Regions from separate parts of the Homo sapiens genome. Here regions 2 and 3 are each linked to region 1. The links are chromatin loops, found by intact Hi-C in ENCODE. Cell type or tissue: gastrocnemius medialis. All regions are shown on one strand. Region 1 overlaps HMHB1 (histocompatibility minor HB-1). Region 2 overlaps ARHGAP26 (Rho GTPase activating protein 26). Region 3 overlaps ARHGAP26 (Rho GTPase activating protein 26).

Region 1 (8,000 bases):
TGAGAAGTTGTAAGCTCAAGTCTCAGCTAAGCCATTCTTTTCTATAGGTTCTCTGCATGTTTGGAAGTCGGAATTGGTTGAAGTTGAAGATGATGTGTATCTGAGGCACAGCTCTTCCCTGACTTATAGGCTTTGACACTGCTGTTGAGGTTTGACTCGAAGCCCAGAGTTTTGGTGTGGATGAGCAGGGACAAATTGCTGAGCATGAAGAAGAGTAAAATTAAGCAAGTGGAACATATGCCCTTTGCCTCTGCTCTGCACAGTGAAATGAAAAGTCAACCTTTGAACATGTGTGTGTGTCTCTCATTTTCCCAAACAGGATCAACCCACCATGATTTATGAATTCACCACTTTCTTAGAGGCTTCCTTTCTTTTTTATTAGATCCTCCTTTGAGAGCATCTAGGGTCCTATCAAAGAGGGAAGTGACTTCAAGCAAATCCACACTCAGACGTGAATTAACAATGGCTACCAAGCACAGAGCCCTTTTCCCTGGCACACTCCTGGGAAACAAGCAGTTACAACACTTGTGGAGAGTAATGTGATAGTATACATTCATTTTTTTTTAAGTAGAAACATTTATATTTAGAAATTTAACCTTTAGTAATGTGTCCCACAGGAATGCTTGCCTGAGTGTACCAGGATTTTTATTGTAGCAGTGTTTCTCAAAGGAAAAACAACAACAGCAACAACCTTAAAAACAAACCTAAGTGTCTATCGCTAGGGAAATAGTTACATAAATTATAGTACATTCATTCATACTATGGGACACTCTGTGGACAATAAAAGGAACGGAGTATACCTATATGTTAGAACATGGGGAAAATGTACATACTACCTGGTTAAATGGAAACAGCATTTTTCATTTATGATTCAATTTTCATAAAATAAATATTGCACACAATAAAAGATGCAGTTGGGAGTCCGAGGCAGGTGGATCACAAGTTCAGGAGATCGAGACCATCCTGGCTAACATGGTGAAACCCCTTCTCTACTAAAAATACAAAAAATTAGCCGGGCGTGGTGGTGGGCGCCTGTAGTCCCAGCTACTTGGGAGACTGAGGCAGGAGAATGGCCAGAACTGGGGAGGCGGAGCTTGCAGCAGTGAGCCGAGATTGCACCACTGCACTCCAGCCTGTGCGACAGAGCGAGACTCCATCTCAAAAAAAAAAAAGAGATGCAGATGAATACACAACTAACTGTTAACAGCAGAAAGTGGGTATGGAATGGTGAGTAGGACTTACACATTGATACTGTTTGAACTTCCTACCATTAGAAGACATCATTTTAAATTAAAAAATTAAAAATAGGTATGGTTGGTTAGAGAATTTCAGTTTGCAGTGATGAAAAACTTCTGGAGATGGATGAAGGTGATGGTTGCATAAGAATGTCACTGAACTGTATACTTAAACATAATTAAAATGGGAAATTTTATGTTATATATAGTTTACCACAATAAAAAAAATGGTGACCTTCACAAGGGCATTTCCATTACATAAGAAGTGAGCAGTGTGTAGCTTAAAGACGAGTTTGGTAAGGGGGCCTGGGCCAGATTGGAAGTCCTTTGAATGCAATACCAATGAATTCGATGTAATAGACCCTCTAGAGTTACAGATGATGTCTTAACAGCATTTAGGATAAGACAAAGGACACCTTTGGCTGTGAGCAGCAGAGGAGGCCTCCATTTGGTGAAATAGATATTGAAGGGAGGTTATTTGTGGTCTCTAATATCATGCCACCATTGTCCCCGTCCCCATCAGTCATAACTTTTTCTTTTGCCCTCATAAAGCTGAGCCTGCCAAGAATAATATGTTTATGTCTTTATATACAGCTGCCTAAACCCATTTATCAACTATTTAAGAGTCTGTATTACATTTCATTTTTTGGCCATTTAATTGTATGGAATTACAACTTTCAAGCTTATACATACCCTATTTGACATAAGAAGTAGTTACTGGTATCTATGAAATAAAAAGAAATAAGAGTCCAAAGCCAACTTAACACTTCCACTACCAAGGTGTATCTTTAAGTAAGGCAATCAATAAGCACTTAGCAAGCTCCTACCATATAAGCCAGGTAGGACACAAAGAAACATAGTAAAGTGCCTAACCTTAAAGGGCTTACCACCTATAAAGGAAATAACCAGTATACAAGGCATTGAATTGAATTGAATTGAATTGAATTGAATTGAATTGAATTGAATTGAATTGAATTGAGCTGGATTGGATTGGATTGGGTTGGATTCTTTGCAATTTCATACAGGGAGCATTTAACACCCACTAAGATATCCCACTGTGCAAGGTAGTATGGGTTTGAAGGAGATAATAAAAATACTAATAAAATATGTTCCCTCTCCCACAAGACTCCCAATTTAGGGGACAGCAGGAAGGAACTAACTAAAATGCAAGTCAAAATGTAATCGTGATATAATAAATTATAAACATAAATTTGCAAGGAGGACTAGCTTCATTCCCTTCGTGTAATGAATGAGCATTTGTAAAGGGGTTGAACATAGGAGCAGACTGAGAGAAGGGAGGGCCATTCAGGTTGAGAGAACAGCATGAGCAAAGGCCTGGAGGAGGGAATGTGCCTGACTGTTCAGAGAACAGAGAGAGGTTCTTGTCATTTAGAGCGTAGCGTACAGGTTGGGGCACAAGACTCTGCGTGAGATAAATTAGGGGAGGGAGAGCAGGGCCAGAGCCTTGGGGCACTTGCGAGGAATCACAGATGCATAGAGTCCAAGGGCTGCCGGAATGTTCAAGAGTGGAGATTTTGTGCACAGGAAGCCATACCCTCTCACCCAGGTTACTGTACCAGCTTTCCATCGTTCCCTCCATTCTGTTTCCACTCAGGCCCTCTCTAATCTATTCCCCACACTGCAACCACAGTGGTCCTTTGGAAACTGCAAATCAGATCAGGTCAGTCTTCTGGTTTCCTTTTCTTTTAGAATAAGTTTGGAATGTTAATATGACCTCTGGTGTTGTGCAGAGCAGGTCTTACACACACACCCCCCAACACCTGCCTGACCTTGTACCAGGACACTCCATTTCTCCCATAATGTTCCAGTCTACCTGACCTGCTCCTCCCTGATCCTAGGCTGCTATGGGGTATCTCTTGTGCTAACTGTAATGCTGGAAAATAGTAGGTGGTCAATACACAGCTGTGGAATGCAGTACGAAAGGTAGGCGTGCATGAAGGAATGAATGGAGTGCCGCTATAAGATTCTTTTCAAGTACCATTGGGCCTTATCATGAAGTGCCTGCAAGAGCAAGAAACTCCCTATTCTGCTTGGAGAGCCAAAGACAAATGGGCACAGGTGGAGGAAGATTCTGAGGTAAAGACAAAGGAAGCTGAGGATGTTCACATGTTTTCTTACATTTACTACAATGTGCATTTAGTATATTTGGGATTGAGGGGAGTAGAAAAGGCCTGACATGGGGACCATGGAGAATAAAACAGGAAGCAAAGAAAGTTCTCCTGAAAGGTCTGCAGAGGAGCTTTGAGGTTTGGTCAGAGAGGATGAGTGGGAAGAAGGTCAGGGCAGTGCTGGGGAAGAGAGGGCAGAGTGCTAGGTAGACTCAGGATTGGTCAGGATGGGCATCATGGAAGGTCAGGGGATTTTAGAGCAGGAACAAGGGTATGGCTGAATTGACCTGCCATGGAGTCCTGAGCAGACAAGAGAATACAGAAAGAGGGATTATACACTGAGGGTGGAGGAAAGGCTGGCTGGAATCCAAAGGAGTGTGAGAGACATGTGTCCATGAGATTGCAATCACAGAGGCGATTCAGAAAGGTCAAGGTCACAGAAGAGAAGACCTGCTCGAGGCAGGGTTGCCCGGTGGCTGCAATAGAGAAGGAGATCACGGGAATCAAGAGCAGGAAATCATTGGTCCAAGAGCTGAGGTCACTAGGGATAATAGCTAACCACTGGACCTTTTTAATGGCATGTATAATTATAATCCCACATGTACTGGTTTACTTGCCATTGTCCATTTTTCACCATACCAAACTAAATTATAAGCCCCTCAAGGGCAAGGATGAAGTATGTTTCTGTGTGATATCCAGTGTCTGTCATAGTAAGAAATATTCATTAAATATTTGGAGAGCAAATGAATGAATGATTGAATGTTTGACTACAGCACACCACTTCTCACGAAAAAGACTTTGTTTATAGCAATTGTGTAGTACCAGTGGAAAAACACTTGAGACTGGGGAGTAGTGAAAACATAGTTTTACCAAGCCGTGAAGCTCTGGATTATATACAGTTGTTTGTATGATACCTAAGTTGTTCTCTCCATTCTGAAAGTGTACGTACTTCAAGGGCAAGAGCCAAATCCTATATAATCCTTATGTAATACTTCCTTTCTATCCACAGAGCAGCCAGCAGAACTCTAGAAAAATAACAAGCAGATGTATACAGCCTGGAGGAGGAGGTTTTATAGTGAAACAGACTTTTATAGAGTTAGAGAAAACTGCCCCATCACTGATCTTCAGTAACTTGTTTCCTCATCTGTAAACTAGGAATAAAAAACAGGATGCAGCACATAGGGTTGATGTAAAGCTTAAGTGAGATAATGCGTATACCCATCTGTCAGTGCCAGGTACATAGCCCTCCATGTAAGACAGCTAAAGATAAAAATACTATTTTATCTGTTTTTTGGACTGTGTAAGCTGCAGTTGGATTTAGGGTTTGTCACTGTTTGTAGCAGCGACATTCTCATGCTCTTCTCAGTACCCTGGCCAAAAGGTTTGCTTCAGCAGCAGTGATTCCAGACCCCAACTCTGCTCTTCTCTGGAAGCAGGTATCTGCACGCTCCCACAGCAGGGGCTGATGACCTCAGGGGCTGATCTGTGCAAGCACAGCTCTATGCTGCCCTCTGGTGGATGTATTTTGGGCTGCCCCTTCCCTGCCATGGACTTGCTGCTGTGCTGACATTAAGGTGCAAAGATAAACTATATGAAGAGCACCTATGAGGAGGTTCTTTGGAGATTACAGGGTAATGAGGGAGGAACGCACTCCACCAATTGTTGTGTTTGGTTCAGCTTCTCAGTTGTACAATCCTACTTCTACCAAGGGAATGGCTATTTCTGCACCAATGAAAAACTCATTACCTCCAAGGGATTTTGGAGGTTAATCAAGGTGGTTCTGAGGCTCTGAGAGGGGCAGCGTCGAGCCTAAGATCACACAGTTAAACGACGACTTTGGCCTCTTAATCTCTGTATTATAACCATTTGCAGACCACTTTCTTTCTGTAAGGAAAAAGTCACAGGGCTCACTGTAAAATGCAAATTATTCTGGAAGGGCATCTGCTTTGCCTCACCTGAGAGTAATCTAAATGGCCATAATAGACCCAGGAGCCATGTTTATGTCTTCTCTTTTCCTCATCTATTACAGCCAATAAATAAGCAGGCTCTTCGGTTTTCCATATCATGTGTCTTATTCGCTGTGCTCCATCTCATCTGCTACTAACTAGCTCCATTCCCTATCTCTTTGTTTGGATGACTACAGTTGTCTCCTAAGGGCTCTCTCTGCTTTTCTCCTCCCAGCTCCTTCACAATCCTCTCTCCTCCCAGCAGCCAAGATGAGCTGATACAAGTCCTGTTTAAAACTCAACACTTCACCCTTGTCTAGACATCCATATGTGATTTCAATCTCATTGTATACCCATGCCCCCTTGGCTCTCCATATTCCAGCCAACCTGAGCCCTCTTCCATCACTCCGACATGGCCAGCCTTTGCCTTTGCACTTGCTGTTCTCTCTGCATGGAATAGTCTTCTCTGCACACTTCTCATGGCTGGCTTTTCCTCTTCTTTCATCTCAGTATAGATGTCTCCTCTTAGAGAGGCCGGCAATGACCACCCTATCTAAAAGAACTCCTTCCCCCAACATTCTCCTTCCCCAATATGGCAGCTCTTGTTATGCGTTTCTATGAATTTCCTTCATAACAGTAATCACTACCCGTCATTATCTTGTTTATTTGCTTAATGCATGTTCTCCATTAGAATATAACTTCCAGGAGGGCAGACTCTTTGCCTTCCCATTGCTGGAGTCTTCTCAGTGTCTGGTACATAACAGATACTCAAAAAAGTGCTTAGTGGAGTGGAAGAGGAGTACTTTATAGCTTGTGGCATTGGCTAACTTTTCATAACCTGGCCCCATCTGTAGCTGCTCCCCTGCCATACCCAGCCACGTAGAACCATCTTGATCAGATCGTTCCCTTATGTTGGTTGACTGAGTGAATGAGCATGTTTAAGGGATTTCATTTTCTCTATAGCATGTCCTGTATGAATGTTGATATATGCATAGACAAAGCTTTATATATTTACACAAAATCACATTCCTTCCTCCATGAAACTTATAATCGTGAATTTGAATTCCTTTCTTTATTCATTGCTGTAAGTCATAGTAACAAGATTTGATTGTACTAAACGCCATCCCATCACATTAATACAAACTTGATATTATGTTTATTTGATGAAGGTTTCCCCTGAAACTAGGCACTCAGGAATTGTTTCCAAGAAAAATAATTGAATAGGGAAAGAGACTGCAGTTGCCATTAAAATTAAAACCAGAAATCATTTCGTGTGTGTTATTCTTCCCTGGTTCCACCTCCAGCAATGACTGGAAACAGGTCCTTAAGGGCAAGTAATAAGAATGAATGTCACAAGAGTCAGAAATAATGAACCAATATCTTGCAGAAACACTACAGCATATGCCAACACAGAAAGAGGGTTGGGTAGGAAAGTGTGTGCATGTGAAAAAATAAACATCCCAGTAAAGAAATACGCAGAACCACGTTGATATATATACACAATGTCAGGTTCCTTTTGACTCAACAACAATAATCTGGTCACACAGAGTGAAACTGCAACCCTATCTGGCCCTTGATGTGGAAGGTGCTGAATCACCTGCCCAGGGGAAACTGCAGACATTTAGCACTTTCAAAGATGAGAATGAGCTAATAAAATTAGAGTCTGGCTCACTAAGCAAACATCACTGTGTGCCAGCCTCTCTTTGGAGCAAACCTGCTTTCTCAAATGCACACCACAATTTACTCTCCATGTACCATTTCCCTTATGTCAGTGAATGCCTTTCTCATGTCTTTGAATGTCTTTCTTGATAGCATACGAAAAATGAAGAGAAGGTGAGTTGAGAGGGGAAGGAGTGGGGAATAATAACATTTAACTAGATTTGTCATCTACTATTTCTATTAATTACCCTGGGGTTTCATCTCCTGGATCTTGTTATCTCTTTAGAGTAAAAAGCATTTAGTTTACTTAGATGATGGCCAAATACTCTTTTTTAAAAAAATACAGTTAGATAGAAAGAATAAGTATTAGTGTTCAAGGGTGACTATAGCTAACAATAATTTACTGCATATTTAAAAATAGCTAGAAAAGATTTGGAATGTTCCCAACACAAAGAAATGATACATGTTTGAGGTGATGGATATCCCAGTTGCCCTTATTATTACATATTATATGCATGTATCAAAATACCACAGGTACTCAATATACATATACAATTATTGCATATAAATAACAAATATTAGAAAAATACTTTTTTGTCCTCAAATACTTTGACCTTTTTTTCATTTACATAGCTGCTACTCAATATGTGAAAAATTTATGCTTTCTAATTTAAGATTTGAATACTCTAGGAAAACCAGTGTCAAAGATAATTTTGCAGCAGGGAGCGGGGACTAACAATGAAATCAAGATTAGTAATCCCAAGACCTAACATGCTGAATAAATTTAATGAAGAATTTGAAAGAAGGATTTTTATCAAAATACACATCAGGCAAGCCAGCGACAGTTAACCAGATGACCTGACTTTCCTCTTCAAGAATGCTGGATCACAGAAACTTTATTTGCTGTGGTCTGTGTTTGTTGCAGAAAGAATCTAAGAAGTAAAGATGGGACTCCGTTTCAGATGATGAAGCTCTAAAATGACTTCAGTTGACGGGTAAAGCCCATGACCTCTGGCCTCAGCAGGTTTCAG
Region 2 (8,000 bases), 900 kb before region 1:
TGGCTTTAAATAAATGTAACTTGTAGTAGTTGTGTGGTATGGCCACAACATGCTCCAAAGGATAATTTTAAAAAATTTCCTAGCAGATACTAGTTATAGATTAAATTGTGTCCCTGCCAAAATCATATGCTGAAGTCCTAATCCCCAGTATCTGAAAATGTTGCCTTATTTGGAGATTACTTGATAGAGATAATCAAGTTAAAATGACGTCATTAGGGTGGGCCTTAATGCGATATTACCATTGTCCTTGTAAAAAGGGGAAATTTGGACCCAGAGATGGACATGTACACGAGAAGATACCGTGTTAACATGAAGGCAGAAGTCGAGGTGATGCACCTACAAGCCAATGAACACCAAAGGTTGGCAGCAGAGCACCAGAAGCTAGAGGAGAGGCATGGAGCAGATTCTTCCTCACAGACCTCAGGAGGAACCCTTGATCTTGAACTTTTAGCCTCTAGACCTGTGAAGCAATAAATTTCTGTTGATTAAGCCAGCCAGTTTGTGGCACTTTGTTACGGCAGCCCCAGGAAATGAACGCAGTTTGAATAGGGAGGGCCTTTCTCAATGAAGCAGCACTCATGCACCCAGCAGCCTTTAAATGGATAACTCAACACCTACTGCTTGAACAATCCCATTGCCAAGGAACCCCACTTCACAAAGCAGCCCATTCACATAAATTACCTTCTTCCTTTCTTTTCTTTTATTTTTTTACATGATTATAGCCTAAGCTTTCATTAGCTTTTTAAAAATCACCCTTTTTTGGCCTAGCGTGATGACTCATGCCTGTAATCCCAGCATTTTGGGAGGCCGAGGCAAGTGGATCATTTGAGCTCAGGAGTTCAAGACCAGCCTGGCCAACATGGCAAGACCCTGTCTTTACTAAAAATATAGAAAAAAATTAGCCGAGCATGGTGGTGGGCACCTGTAATTCCAGCTATTCAGGAGGCTGAGGCAGAAGAATTTGCTTGAACCCAGGAGATGGAGGTTGCAGTGAGCTGAGATCGCGCCACCACACTCCAGCCTGGGTGACAGAGGGAGACTCCATCTCAGTAAAATAAAATAAAAATCACTTTTTTTATTCTTTAATGAAGCAGCATTCTTGGGTGCTTTTGTATTACTTTGCCATAGCACCAAGCATTTGAAGGTTTATAATTTATATTGGTTAATTGAATAAAGACTAGATTGATCATTACAAAATGTGTCAACTCTTTGAGAGGATTTAGTGTAAAATTTCTGGGTTAAAAAATGGGACATGATTTCAAAGCAGCCATTAGTGGTAGCAGGATGTGAATCGGTAGTACTTGCTTATGTCTGTGTTCTGTCACTTTGAATAATTCACTCCGTCATGCAGTGTCTTAAGGAAATTCATGAGCAAATATAGGGAAAATATTTGTTTAGGCTAAAGAATCATGGTACTAGTCATTTGCCAGCATCCCTGGATTTGTTTATTTTCAAGAAATTTCTCACAGATGTAAGTGACACGTGGATATTTTCTCTCAGGTGTTTTCCAGGAGGGCCTAGTAAACCATGTGAAAAATAATAAAACTTTTTCTGATTCCCTGAATCAATAAAGTCTCTTGAGGGGCAGTGTTTACACTGGGGAAGGGAAATGATTACTTTTTTCTGGGGTTAGCTGACTCTCACCAATGTCCATACATTTGAAAATGCTGTGTGTTAAGTGCCCCTTTCCCAGCATTGGTACTCTCTAGAGGTGGGCAGCAAGGATAGCTTCTTAGAGATGGCAAGGATATTTAGTGCTGGAGTTGTAATAAGGGATAAGGCAAGAATAAACTTATCTTCATGGAGCTTACCTTTGAGTTTGGAATGCTCATATATACTCAAGCAACTAAGGTATAAACACCAGGATGTTGAGTGTTCCAGCAAACCTGGAGGGCCAGAATACTGGGGGGAAAGTAACAAACAAGAGGACTTTACCCTTCCATTCTTACAGGGGACGATGGCATGACTGGAATACGCTGAATTCATTCCCTCCCTCCTTCCTTCCTTATTTTATTGAGCATTACTACATGCTAGAGACTACTGGCAGTGGAGATATAAAGTTTACAAATCTGTAGGACTTTCTTAACAGACCTCATCTGATTTTCTTTCATACCAGTTCCAAAGTCCTTGTTTTGCAAGCTTTCCATGAATAGGTAAAGGGCAGTAGCTCTCCTCTGATCTAGTCCCAACCTAGCATTTCACATCCACTGTCAACTCTATTCTTCTTCTTCCCAGGTAACCTGCATTTGCACAGTAATAAGCTTTTCTTTGTATTGGTTGGTTGGGTGTTTAATTAGGTATGTTTTATATACCTCTGTTCAATTCTAAATATCTGTCTCAGGTGATTTGCTTCCAGAGGCAGAAGAACATTTTATGCAGCTTTTAATACAGTAATATGTGCATATGGCTGTTCAATTTTATTTTTTATGGTGACGTAATTTTGACATGGGTTAATTATTTTCTTTGAGGCCATGGTAAACTATTGTGTAAGAGACTAGAGGAGCTTAATCAAGTTAGTTGCTATTTAAACTAAACTTTTAGCAGGTGCTCACTTAACCTGCATTTGTGTACTGTTAGGGAAGAGACCCAGGAAAACTGAAGATTGGTGAAAGTCAGAATAGTGGAGGCCAGAAAGATTTTTGAAAGATCTGAAGAATCTACTGGAACCCTCAGCACCCTCATTTCAAATATGTTTGTATGGCAGGCTGCATGATGCAGGTAAAAAAGATAAGAGCATTCCTAAATTTGAATTTGGGATCTGTTCCTTACTAGCTGTGTGACTCTGGGTAAGTGGTTTAACCACATCTGTAAGATGGGGTGAATTATCACTACATTGCAGGATTTTTTCTGAAGGTGGAACACACTAATATTCCCCTCTGATGGAGTCCTATGTCTGAAAACATGGCTGTTGAATTTTTTTCTATACCCTAAAACCTGGGGCTTTATTGTTGTGATGGTGAACCTTAGCTTTGGTGGATATTCCTGTGAGCCTGCTTTTTGTCTTAATGGTGCTCCTTTTCCTGTAGTGTCATGAGTTTTCAAGTTATCTATAAGCTGAGAGGAAATACAGGTGCATTCGGGTTATATGTGCAAAGGGCCTGCTAGGGTAAGATTCCATTTTCAAACTGTGTATGTGATAACCTGTTGTTGATACATGCTTCAAATAAAGATAAAGTGTTATGCCCTCTCTTTCCAATTTATGGCCTCAAGAAGAAACTGTATTAATTTTAAATTAAAATAATATTGTTTCTTCTAGCTTGCTAAGAGGTGTGTGTGTATGCATTTGTGTGTTTTTGTGAAATTGTGTGACTGAGATTATGTGTTTTCCAAAAAGGATCATCTTATGTAACAGACTTTGTTTCAACATTCAACCTCTAGATGGCAGTTTTGTGTATGTATTAGTAACTATTAGAAGGTCCAGTTGAAAATCAGCTGTCCTATATACACCTTGTATACATTGACAGAAGAGTGTGTGTGTGTGTGTGTGTGTTTTCTGTAGAAAAAAATAATCATGAGAGTATTATTCCTTAAAGGAAGAAGAGTATCCTAAATGACTCATTCATTCTCTAGAAATTCCTTCCTCCCACCCTTTCATCACAAATCATTCATACCCACTTTCTTGCAAAAACAAACATGCTCAGTTAGTTGGGCCTCTGTTTAAACATTACCCTTTACCTGGCTCTTTGAACTAAAGTGCCAGGCCCTTTGCTTTAGGAATGGCTTATTTAGGATGGTGCAGAAAAGATGAGTGATTTCACTGTCCTGTGTGTGCTGAGAACCTGGCAGTCCTACTTTTCCCTCCTGGTGCAACGTGCCTTTATCTTTTGCAACACATGAATCCATTTTTCCTGGTTTCAGACTTCCCCTCCCTCCCCTTCTCACCCCTTGTTTGAAATAATATTTTATTTTGCCTTCCTGCTGGTTGGATTAGAGTGCTGGTCTCAATGCCATGACATTTCAGGCAGGAAATGGAGTTTTCCTTCCTCAGAGGGTGTTATATGACTCTGACTTCCATGACTTGAGTTGGGAGACGATACCATAGTTTCTGAATTGCTTTTTGGCTGTTCTGTAAAATAAGTTAGTGGAGAAGTTCTTGGAGTCTTAGAATTCATGTAGTTTGAACTTGTCATGGAGTTTTTTTTTTTCTTTTAATTAAATGAGAGCATGCCTGTTTGCTGTTTGATTCTGGTTTAACAAAGAATGGGGTATGGTGGTTAATGGACTTGATTGGGAGGGTGATTGAGGCAACCCTATTTTTACTCTTTAGTCTGCCTGGTGAAATATGGAGTTTTATTGGTTGAATATACCAGTTTATTTACCAATTTCTAAATATAAAATGAGTTTGTCTTTTTAAAATCAAAACCAAAAATGAGCTATTATGTAATTCTGGATAGAAGAAACAGTTCAACCAGTACATTCCACTTATGTACATTTCTGTTGATTGTGAGATAGAATAGTAAAAATGAAAAAAAAATACATGAAACAGAAGCTATATTTTCATAGTTTGTTATCAATAGTAGTAACAGGTATTTGCATTCTCCTTGAGTCTCACTCATCCCATCAGTGAATAATGCCTTGTCCTTGTGCAGTGTGTTAACATTTGCTTGCTTCTATGTCCCTGATACCTAGCATGATGACTGGCACATAATAGGAACTCAGTCAATATCTGTTGCATTTAAGAGCCATGCAATTTAATATGCCAAAGATGTCTTTGGGCTTCCCGATGTTTTACGACTTCAGTCTCTCATAAAAATGTAAGAACTTATCTGATGTGGTTGGTGATACCTACTTTTTAGACTATTATTATTGCTATGATCCTAATTATTTTAGGAACATTCCTCTAAAAATACTAAGGTTGCAGGCTTTAATAGGTTATGATTCATTCATTTATTAGGATCAGATCCTTTTTTTTTTTTTTTTTTTTTTGATACGGAGTCCTGCTCTGTCGCCCAGGCTGGAGTGCAGTGGCGCAATCTCCGCTCACTGCAAGCTCCGCCCCCCGGGTTCGTGCCGTTCTCCTGCCTCAGCCTCCCAAGTAGCTGGGACTACAGGCGCCTGCCACCGCACCTGGCTAATTTTTTTGTATTTTTAGTAGAGACGGGGTTTCACCGTGTTAGCCAGGATGGTCTCGATCTCCTGACCTCGCGATCCACCCGCCTCGGCATCCCAAAGTGCTGAGAGGATCAGATCCTTTCTAAATAATTGATTAGAAGCTACTTCCAAAACCTTCTTAGAGGGTTGACCCTTGCTTCCTCCCTCCCTCCTCTTTCCAACTCTCCTTCCCTCCCTCCCTCCTTCCTTCCTTTCTTCTTCTCCTTAAGATGCTGGTCTTTCTGGATCCCAGGACATGTATGCTACATGCACAGGGGGGCAGTACAACATTGTCATTAAAGCATGGGCTTTGCTTTAGATTCAGGCACACCTGGGTTCAAGTGCAGGCTTTGGCACTTACTAGTGGTGTGACATTATGCAAGTAATTTATGTGAGTCTCAGTCTTTTCACTTTTAAAAGAAGAAATAATGGTAGTGTCTACTTCATACAGTTATTGTGAAGAATGAATGATAATACAAGTAAAGTCCTTAGCACAGTGGTTAGCACATAATAAACACTCAGTAAATCTACCTGTGGTTTGGGGGCTGCCAGTTGCAGCATCTTCTGGTTTCTTACTTCCTCTGTCTCTCACCTGTACCACACCCAGATTATCATGGCATATTATTAATTCTTTCCATGCACAAAGGTCTTGCAGAAGGACCTCAATGGTTTATTACATCAGAGCACGCATAGTAGTGCAGATTCATATGTTCTGTCTCCAAATAGTAGATTACCATTGCCTTCCAGTGATGGCACTGTGTCCTTGAGTATTGGAAGAAAAAGGGAAGTAGCCCAAGTTCCTCCTTTGTGGATGACCTGGAGATACTCTCCTGAGTTTGACTGTAAGGTGAATCAAGAATATAGACAGGCATCCTTCATTGTTGGTCTTAATGCATGAGATGGATGACTTTATAACATGTAATGATGACCTAGGGTGAAGCTCAGATAGATTCAGAGGAAGACACAGACAACAGAAGTTGCAAACTGGTGGTCCACAGACATGCTTGGTTTGGCTTGAATAGTGTTTGAGGCAACAGTTTAAAACTGAAAAAAATCTTTAACTGCTGATCATGCCTTCCCGCATGCCAGCTACCGGTTGAGCTGAATGACAGATATTTCCTTTAGGTGGGGTGTGTGCTCTCTGTTCTGCCGCAGTCCCCACCATGCCCTGTTGCCCACCTCCCCCATGAAGACGAGTGACAGCTTTTTTGCTTTGCACTTGCACTGTTGTTTTTCCCACAGAGGGGAGATAATTCTTTGTTCTTTGTTTCTATCTGAAAGTAAAACTGCAAAAGAAAAAACCAAGAGCAACATAAGACCAAGTCTATTTTCCTTGGATTAAAGAATTTCTTATCCAGTTTCCCTAATTTTTCTTACTTACCGAGTCTCCGTAGACATTTGGGTCTGTAATCTCATAAACAGACATGGAAAAGGTGTCATTCTCCAAGATTATTCTATGTGGCTTTGGCCATATCTTTGTGTAAATGAAGCTCTTCTGAACCCGAACCATTGCATTGTCCAGGAACTGTTAGGAATTCATTTTCCCAGTAGCACTTTAGAAACAAAGGACCACTTCCCTTCCCTGGCACTTGCAAAACTCTTCTTGCAAGTGGATGGCAGCTGATGCTCCATTCCTTATCATTCCCCTTTGTCTCCTAAATAAGCATAAGGGGCAGGTTTCAGACACAGGCTTTGAGATTGTGTGTTCCTGTGGGTGCCTCAGCTCTTCTACTTTGAATTTGACCCTTAAATATACAGTAGTGTGGATGGAAGCTGGGGAATGAACTCTTGCCAACAGAAGATTTATAGTCTTATGAATGAGTAAATTCTAGATCTTTGGAGGTTGATTTAGAAAGAACGGTACTGTTAAATTCTGAGTGTTTTTGTTTCAGTGGGGTGGAGTTAGTAATAGCTTTTCCTTGTCCAATAGGAAGTGGGTAAATTGCCAAACCACTGAGATCACTATTGTTGACTCAGATTCAGGAATAAGATTAGCGTAGGAAAGCTGTCGAGTAACCCTGGAATTGGGGCTGGTTGTGATTCTGTTTGCTCTTGGCTGGTGAGGAGGCTATGAGTTGGTATAGCCAGTGGTCCCAGGATCCTGAATGTGTTGCTAAACCATATACTGCTTTCCATGGGCTGTTTTTAGGGGCCAGGGTTGGAGGAGATATGGTGTTGGGTAGCAACTTGCCCTGTAATAGATGGAGAGCTGTTTTCTCCATGGCTCCTGCAGTGTGAGAGGTGAGGTGCCAGCTTAGAGAAAATTCCAGATCCTCGTTCATGATTCTTAAGCAGATCCAGATTCTTAAGCAGATCCAGATTCTTAAGCAGATATAGCACTAAGGACATATTCAGAGTGAAAAGGAAGTGCTGTATTTTAAGTGGATTCTTAGGGTTGAGCTCTACAGAGGATTTTTAAGTCATTTGCTCCTTCTCTCATCTGGCGGGTGGAGGGAGCTCCTTGGCAGATTTTTTAGAATTTGCCAAAGACCCCTTCTCTGTTCTTATTAGTTATCAGATGTTAATTTTAAAAGGGAGTGGTAGGCCACTTTGTTGCGTTACTCAGGAGGAGAAAGGAAATGGCCATTATGTCAGTGCAGGTGTGTCCCTTCAGCCCTCAGCCCTGTGTGCTTTGTGGTAGAGGCATGAATTTCAGTGCTGTGTATGAGTGTGTTGGGAGTGGGAATCACACATGTCATTAGCACCTGTGGGTTGTTTCTTTTCCCTTTGAAACTATACACACCTGCCCTTCTGCAGCCGTAATTTTAACCTTACCCCATACTTACCATCCTGTTCCTGCTCACCCCACCTCTACCTGCCCCTGTGATTACAACTAATTTTTGGAGCATTCATCGTGTGCCTGACACTTTGAAATGCCGCATACACTTCTCATATAACCTTCCCAGCAT
Region 3 (8,000 bases), 720 kb before region 1:
CTTCACTTCCTGCCTTCCAGGCCTGGGGCTCCCTCCTGATAAACTTCAGTCTGTTCCACTAGCAAGTACCAGAGTGTGAGTCTCCCCTGGCAGGTCTTCCTAGAAATGCCACCTCCATTTCTTTCAGAGGTTTCCCTTCATTAAAGACCTCAGTGTCGGCCCCAAACATGCAGAAAAGGGGTGCTTGTTTGACTCTCCTAGAACAAGTTCTTATCAGAGGCAATCTTTTTCCTCCCCTAACTCAGAATGCTGATCCTCATAAAGCTTGAGCAACAGTGCTTGGTTCTGCTAATCACTGCTGGACCCATGCCGGTCACACAATTAAAAGTTGGCGTTTGGGACTTTGTGGCCTGGTTACACCCCTGTGCCTGTTGCGTCGCCCATCCGGGCTCTAGGGAGACAGAGACTCTTTCATTGCACAGCTCATGAAATACCAGAGGAGAAAGCTTGCTTTCTTACCAAAGCATTCTTCACTAATAACGTTCTCTGCATATACTCCAATCCTGCCTCTTTGAAACTTCTGTTTAAATTAGTTCTCCTCCTCCTTCTCCTTATCATTGTGCTTTGTACAGCCCTTGATAATTTTCAGTACTTTTTTCACCTCCCTTGCTTGCTTTGTCCTTACAGCATCCCAGTGCCTCTATGAAATAGACCAGGGAAGAGGCAGCACAATCCATTTTTGGTCTCTGTGGTAGCCACAAACGTTTATATAATGCCTCCCAAGTGCCATGGTGGAGTCTGGTGGAGTCTGCCCAGCTTCACAGGGGGGATCTGACATCTCCCAACTATTTTTCTTCCCCATGAAAATTTGTGAAAGATATATGGATTATAAACACAAGGATACCTTAATAGGTGTAGAGCTTTATTAAATTTTTAAAATGTAGAACTAAGGTGCCATCCTTGCCTGGTATGTCGTCTTCTTTACCTGTTCTTTTGATTTGCTTTGCTGCAGACTAATTGTGCCTGGGACCTTAAAAGTCACTGGATCAGTAGACATGGGAAAAAGTTCAATATCATTACTCTTCAAAGAAATGAAACTTTTAAAAGTCAGGAAACAACAGATGCTGGAGAGGATGTGGAGAAATAGGAACGATTTTACACTGTTGGTGGGAGTGTAAATTAGTTCAACCATTGTGGAAGACAGTGTGGCAATTCTTCAAGGATCCAGAGCTAGAAATACCATCTGACCCAGCAATCCCATTACTGGGTATATACCCAAAGGATTATAAATCATTCTACTGTAAAGACACATGCACACGTATGTTTATTGCAGCACTGTTCACAATAGCAAAGACTTGGAACCAACCCAAATGCCCATGAATGTTAGACTGGATAAAAAAAAAAATGTGGCACATATACACCATGGAATACTATGAAGCCATAAAAAAGAATAAGTTCATGTCCTTTGCAGGGACATGGATGAAGCTGGAAACCATTCTCAGCAAACTAAGAGAAGGAACAGAAAACCAAACACTGCATGTTCTCACTCGTAAGTGGGAGTTGAACAGTGAGAACATATGGGCACAGGGAGGGGCACAGCATACACCGGGACCTAACAGGGGGTAGGGGGAAGAGGAGGATAACCTTGGGAGAAATACCTAATGTAGATGACGGGTTGATGGGTGCAGCAAACGACCATGGCACATGTATACCTATGTAACCAGCACATTCTGCACGTGTATCCCAGAACTTAAAGTATAATAAAAATATATATATATACACACAATGGAATATTATTCAACCTTAGAAAAGGAGATCCTGCTATTTGTTACAACATGGATAGACCTAGAGAAAAAAAAAAAGAGAGAAATGAAACTTAAGATAAAAGCTTTCAAAATAGCAATACCTTATTTTGGTGCTAGTGAAAGCACCAAAAGGAAAAATAAAGGTCCTAGGGAAATGGGCATATTAAAATTTTCTAGGTGGGAATGTAAATTGACATAGATCTCATGGGTGACAGTTTGGTAATATCTATTAAAAATATTTATGCTGGCTAGGCACAGTGACTCACGCCTGTAATCCCAGCACTCTGGGAAGCCGAAGCAGGTGGATCATTTGAGGTCAGGAGTTTGAGACCAGCCTGACCAACATGGTGAAACCCCATCTCTACTAAAAATACAAAAATTACCCTGCAGGTAGTGGCACGCACCTGTAATCCCAGCTACCTGGGAGACAGAGGCAGGAGAATCGCTTGAGCCTGGGAGGCTGAGGTTGCAGTGAGCCGAGATCACACCACTGCACTCCAGTCTGGGCGAGAGAGTGAGAACCTGTCTCAAAAAAACAAAACAAAACAAAAAAAGTATGCCCTTTCATCCAGAAATTCTATTTCTATGAATTTATTCTAGGGAAAGAAAGATATATGCACATATTTGTGTACATAGAGATTCACTGCAATATTAGTGGAAACAATAAAATATTGGAAACAATCTGACTGTCCAATAACGGGAGATTTCTAAATTATCGAATACCCATACAGTGAAACACTGTGCCACCATAACAATGTTGAGTGAGACAATGAATGGTACTTGAAAAGTTCATAGTAATGCAGTAAAAAACAAGTTATAAAACTAGGTGTCTGCAGTATGATTCCAACTTGATTTGAAATATGAGTGTGTGTGTGTCTGAAAAAAACATGGAATGTGACACGTATACCTTAAAACATTGAATAACATTTAGTTATTTCTGGATGGTAGAATCACTGGTGATTTTTATTTTCTTTGTGCTTTGTATCAGTTATTCCACAGTAAATACTTTCATTTATCAGAAAATAAAAGAGAAAACATGTATCTTTTTTTCCCCCTAACGATAGCACTGAAAGAAAGAGTAAAGGGTAAGCTATTTAAAAATAGGCCTAATCGGCTGGGTGTGGTGGCTCATGCCTATAATCCCAGCACTTTGGGAGGCCAAGGTGGGCGGATCACCTGAGGTCGGGAGTTTGAGACCAGCTTGACCAACATGGAGAAACCCTGTCTCTACTAAAAATACAAAAAATTAGCTAGGCATGGTGGCACATGATTGTAATCCTAGCTACTCAGGAGGCTGAGGCAGGAGAATCGCTTGAACCCGGGAGGCGGAGGTTGTGTGAGCCAAGATTGCGCCATTGCACTCCAGCCTGGGCAACAAGAGCGAAGCTCCATCTCAAAAATAAATAAATAAATAAATAAATAAATAAATAAATAAATAAATATAAAAATAGGTCTAACCTAAAGACCAAACTGACATTAGCTAATGTCATTACATGATTCTGTCTTAACGAAGATAGAAGCATTTTATTGCGTAAGTTTTCTTCTGTGTGTGGGAATCATATGTGGGTGTATATATGTTTAAGGGGTATGCATCCGGGTAGACGTTTGTGTGTGGACATGTGTGTACAGGTATATAAGTACATGTGTCATAGCCTTGGTACAGGTCTCATAGCCTTGCAGCACTGTGTTCCTGGCGGGAGTGGCATCTGTCTGCATGTCTGAAAATGCCACGTGTGCATTCTGCTGATCACCAAGGTTCGTGGCTGTAGGCATCCTCTCTTCAGTGCGTCAGAAGTCTGAAGAACATGTAGCTGCACCGGGGCGTTATGGGAAAGTAACGTGTAGGATTTATTAACTCATTTCTTGAAGCCACTCACTGTTTGTTTTTAAGTACCAATTTTTATTTTCCATTGCCAAATAGAGAAGAGACTTTTTTTGGTGAGTACAAGTATGAGTGATTTTTTTTTTTGGTCATTTTTATAATGAACTATTTGAATCCTGACTTTTCGCAGAGTAGCAGGACTCCCTGAACTGTGTTTCTTCCTCTCCCCACAAGTTTACCAAGCCCAAAGGGTCTTTTTAAAGGGTGACTTTTTCTTTTGTTGTTTGTCTTGTTTCCCACCCTTACTTAATGATTACTTAGCTCTTTATATAATCCAGCTAAATGCTGGTACATAGCAACAGGATTGTGGTGTGGCTTTCTCCTTGATGTAAATTTCTGGAAGATGGCCTTCTGTATGGAAGACTGAGCAGTGGGATCTATTAGTGACATGTTTTTGGGAGGAGCTGCTTCCTAAATGGGTTGAGGCTGCAGAGATGGGCAGGAGGAGCAGCCAGAAGCCACAGGGTGTTCGCATCATTGTGCGGGTAACCACATGGTGGCAACGATTGCACAGCTTCCAGTTGTACTTAGCAGCTGTTGACACAGACTTCAGAATTCCCATGGAAAAGGAAGTGAACTCCTTTGGAATACAATGCATTGGGCTTTTTTTTTTTTTTTTTTTTTTTTGAGGTGATGTCTCAATCTGTCACCCAGGCTAGAGTGCAGTGGTGCAACGTCAGCTCATGGCAACCTCCGCCTCCCGGGTTCAGGCGATTCTCCTGCCTCAGCCTCCCGAGTAGCTGGGACTACAGGCACGTGGCACCACGCCCAGCTAATTTTTGTATTTTTAGTAGAGACAGGGTTTCTCCATGTTGGTCAGGCTGCTCTCGAACTCCTGACCTCAGGTGATCCACCCACCTCGGCCTTCCAAAGTGCTGGGATTACAGGCATGAGCCACTGCACCCAGCCTGGGCTTCATTTTAAAGCGGTCTCAGGCAGGCATTGCTGATGCTTGTGGTTGAAGATACAACTTATTATTGCCTAGGTGTATGAGGGTGTGATTTGTTGTCTGCCTCTAGGCTGTAGACTTCTGGACTGCACTGTTTGATTAATGGGCTCAGCTCACAGGTCTCTTCCCTAGAGAGGCCTTCCTGGCCTACCTAAGTTGGTCCTCTTAGGTTTTGTCATATACCTCTGTTTGATTTCTTCATGGCACTTCTGTAATCTGACATTTTTACTGATGTATCTGTGTGTTATTTGCCGTCGGAATGAAAGCAGGGATCTTGTCAGTCTCGTTCACTTCTTTATCCCAGTGCCCAGAAGGGTGCATGGCATCTCATAGGTGTTCAGTCGGTATTGGGTGTGAGCATACTTGGTGTGTTTAGGAACAGACAGAAGGCCAGGGTAGTTAGAGCTCTGTGAATAAGAGCATGGTGGTATGACATGAGGTTGGAGGGGTCAGTAGGCAGGGGCTGGATCGTATAGGCCACGATGAGGTGTTTAGATTTGCTCAAGGATCTGGTATTCATTAAGTGGTTTCATCTCTGTAGATTTATATACTCTCCAGATTGGTCTGCTAAAGTCAGTTACTGATGGCTTTTCTGCTGGGAATTGTGCATCATTCTGTCCTTGAAGTGCCACTGTAGCCTACACTGTATTTCTCCCCCTATCTCAGCTGCCATCAGCTTGGCCTTCTTCACCCACCTTTTCTGTTGAGCCAGGCAAAGCAAGATGACAGCAACTAAGATGTCAGGCTGTGATGCCTGCACAATAGAAAGCATTTTAGAACTTTGTCATTAAACACTTTGACTTCCCCTTTGAAAAATATCTGTTTAGGTTTGGGCTTTGTGAGTGACTCTTGCTGAGAGTGTGAATGTTGGGTGGATCAGGGACCCAGATCTCGACTTCACTCTGAATCGTTCGGTGTCTTTGTTACCAGACACGATCTGCTCTTCTCTGCCTAATGATAGTTGGTTTGCTCACCTTGGATCTCTGGTTTCTGTTGTCAACCCTGTATTTTAAAATTTGCTTTCATGGTAGCAGAATTCAATGAGTTTCCAGCTTTGTGCCACCTTTGAGGAGGATAAATCAGGTTTTGCTTTGCATGTGTTGAAGTAAGAACTTTATTGGCTTCATTCCCTGACAAATCTATTTTTGTGATTAAGGCAATAAATATAACAGAAGGGTTTGTGTGTTCACTCTAATCCTCACATGTACCACTATATATAAACACTGTTATTTTGTATGGATGAATAAATAAGAGGAACTGTTGTATCCCTTAGGCTTGAACTTACATTGAAATTTTAGGAGATAATGATTTAGTGCAGCAAGGAGCTAGGAGGTGTTGCCACAGAGTTTCAGGAGGAGAGGGATATAAAGGTGTAATCAATTCAGATTGTTTCTAACTTTTATGGATTGTGAAGATTTGTATTCCTTTTTCAGTGGATTCCATTCATTAGCGTTAGACATGTAAACATATGGAATGTGGATGTACTATACCAGTAATTTTCATGGATGTTAGAGCTCTAGGATGTTTTTCACCTTTTACCGTATGAATTGACCTCCAGAACTTTCCCATGGGGTCTCAGCTCTTGTACATGAAGAGCATAAACTTTTCTGGACACCATACATTACTGTTTTTTTTCTGTCTTCTAATCAAATATCCAAACATAATCTAAAAGTACCGTGACAGGACATATAGGTTTGTCAATTCCAGTCACTTTGGTAGACTGGCCCTTGAAATAAAGCTAACGTTTTCAACTTCAGCCTCCCAGTGTTTTTTCAGACTTATGGCAGGGAATGTAATTTTCTGTTTGCTTTTTGGGGTGAAAGTACATTCCATTTCAAAAATATGCCAGTCACATGAGTTATTTCCCTCATTTAAAAAATCCCCACAAAAGGAGATAGGTTACCTAGGGTGGGTATTTCATGAGTGTATGCTTCTTTATCAGTCTGTCCATCTCTCTGTAACATTTCCCATGAACCCTTCTGTGGATTTGGAATCTTAGTCCTTCCAGAAAGGATTATGGTCATGTCCATAGAAGCTGCAATGAGATTTACATCTCTTGGGAAGTGACAAGCTCTCAGCGCAAGCTCTCAGCGCTGGGTCCCAGAGCCACTGTTCCTGTTGGAGCTAAGCCACATGGCTAAGGGCCAGTCCCTTAACCTTTGATTTAGCTCCTTTTGTCCCTGTCCTTTCATCTGTAAAATGGTGCTAGTAATGTGGATCTGGTTTCAGAAGACTGCTGTTTATTTTAACTAATTAAAGATTGTTACAATGGTGAAATTCAATGGACTCTACAAATATTAATATTGGTGCTGATCATGGGTGGCTATTAGCTGGGTAGCAGGTAACTCGCACCTAGAAGCTCTTACCTGCTCTACGCCCCAGTTCAGGTTTGGCTAAGATTCTGTTCTTCCACCAGGCTTCCCAGTAGAGGTCTCCAGCACAATGACCAAGAGGAAAATGGGCAACAACTGCAGAAACCTATGAGGTTAACACAGATATATAGGCGCAAAGGCACAGGGCCTGACACATTTTAATTAAATATGAACAGTACTGTAATCTGGTTTGTACATGTCTTGAATTCTCTTATTGGGTTTTATGCTAGCTTGTAAAGTTCTTATCTCTTTTTGGTTTTTGTTTGTTTTTGTTTTTGTATTTTTTTTTTTAGACAGCGTCTTGCTCTCACCCAGGCTGGAGTGCAGTGGTGCGATCTCAGCTCACTGCAACCTCCATCTCCTGGGTTCAAGCCATTCTTCTGCCTCAGCTTCCCGAGTAGCTGGGACTACAGGCACACCACATTTTGTATTTTTAGTAGAGATGGGGTTTTGCCATGTTGGCCAGGCTGGTCTCAAACTCCTGGCCTCAAATGATCTGCCCACCTGAGCCTCCCAAAATGCTGGGATTACAGGTGCAAGCCGCCACACCCGGCCATATCTCTCTCTCTTTGAATGTTAAGCAACCTATGGAATTTCAGCATTTAGGTCTTAGTTGAGACCTTTCCGAGTCTACAGAGAGGATGACTAATACTGTTACCCCTCTGATCAGAATTTTCTAATTGCTTTTCATCTCACTCAGTCAAGAACAAAGCTTTTACAGTGGCCTGCAAAGTTTTCCAGGATTTGCCACCCTCAAGTCCATTATGTCTCTGACTTTTCCTGATACTTGCCCTCTTGCTCTCTGGGCTCCAGGTACACTGGCATTACCAGCATGCCACCCAGGTACTTACCCCGAGGTGTTTGTACCTGCTGTTTCCTCTGCCTGTAGCTCCCTTCCCAGATGTCCTCATGGCTTGGCAAGACATGCCTTCTCCATGAGATGTCCTTGACCACCAGTCTAAAGCTACAAACATTTCCTCTATACTCCCCATCCCTTTCATGCTGGCTGTTTCATCATAGCACCATATATTTTCTTTGCTTATCGCCTGTCC

Evidence for each region. Hi-C counts contacts between places; a loop is a spot of excess contacts. Peaks named below come from ENCODE experiments on the same cell type or tissue, not always from the same donor. Only the 100,000 strongest peaks of a DNase experiment are listed, where the experiment ranks them.
Region 2: a loop joins it to region 1, with 11 times the contacts of the local background. A loop is called at or near these places in 75 of 110 quality-filtered maps.
Region 3: it touches region 1 in a loop (7-fold over the local background); 33 of 110 quality-filtered maps call a loop at or near these places.

The regions. Positions count from the first base shown.
Region 1 is chr5:143,820,433-143,828,432 of GRCh38, forward strand. HMHB1 (histocompatibility minor HB-1) reads left to right here. Exons shown (of 2, transcript NM_021182.3): 2 at 48-284. The coding sequence ends at 136. Among named protein-coding and RNA genes, the nearest start is that of HMHB1, 12 kb to the left of the region's middle. RefSeq lists a silencer at 4,809-4,948. In gastrocnemius medialis, a CTCF peak has its summit at 4,882 (motif pointing left); a DNase peak (open chromatin) is centred at 4,859.
Region 2 is chr5:142,918,954-142,926,953 of GRCh38, forward strand. All of the region lies in intron 10 of ARHGAP26 (Rho GTPase activating protein 26), which reads left to right. Among named protein-coding and RNA genes, the nearest start is that of ARHGAP26-AS1, 54 kb to the left of the region's middle. In gastrocnemius medialis, CTCF peaks have their summits at 3,352 (motif pointing right), 3,551, 5,373 and 5,574; no DNase peak of the experiment used is centred here; H3K27ac peaks cover 4,221 bases.
Region 3 is chr5:143,102,237-143,110,236 of GRCh38, forward strand. All of the region lies in intron 17 of ARHGAP26 (Rho GTPase activating protein 26), which reads left to right. Among named protein-coding and RNA genes, the nearest start is that of ARHGAP26-IT1, 86 kb to the right of the region's middle. In gastrocnemius medialis, a CTCF peak has its summit at 4,113 (motif pointing right); DNase peaks (open chromatin) are centred at 329 and 4,115; H3K27ac peaks cover 2,281 bases.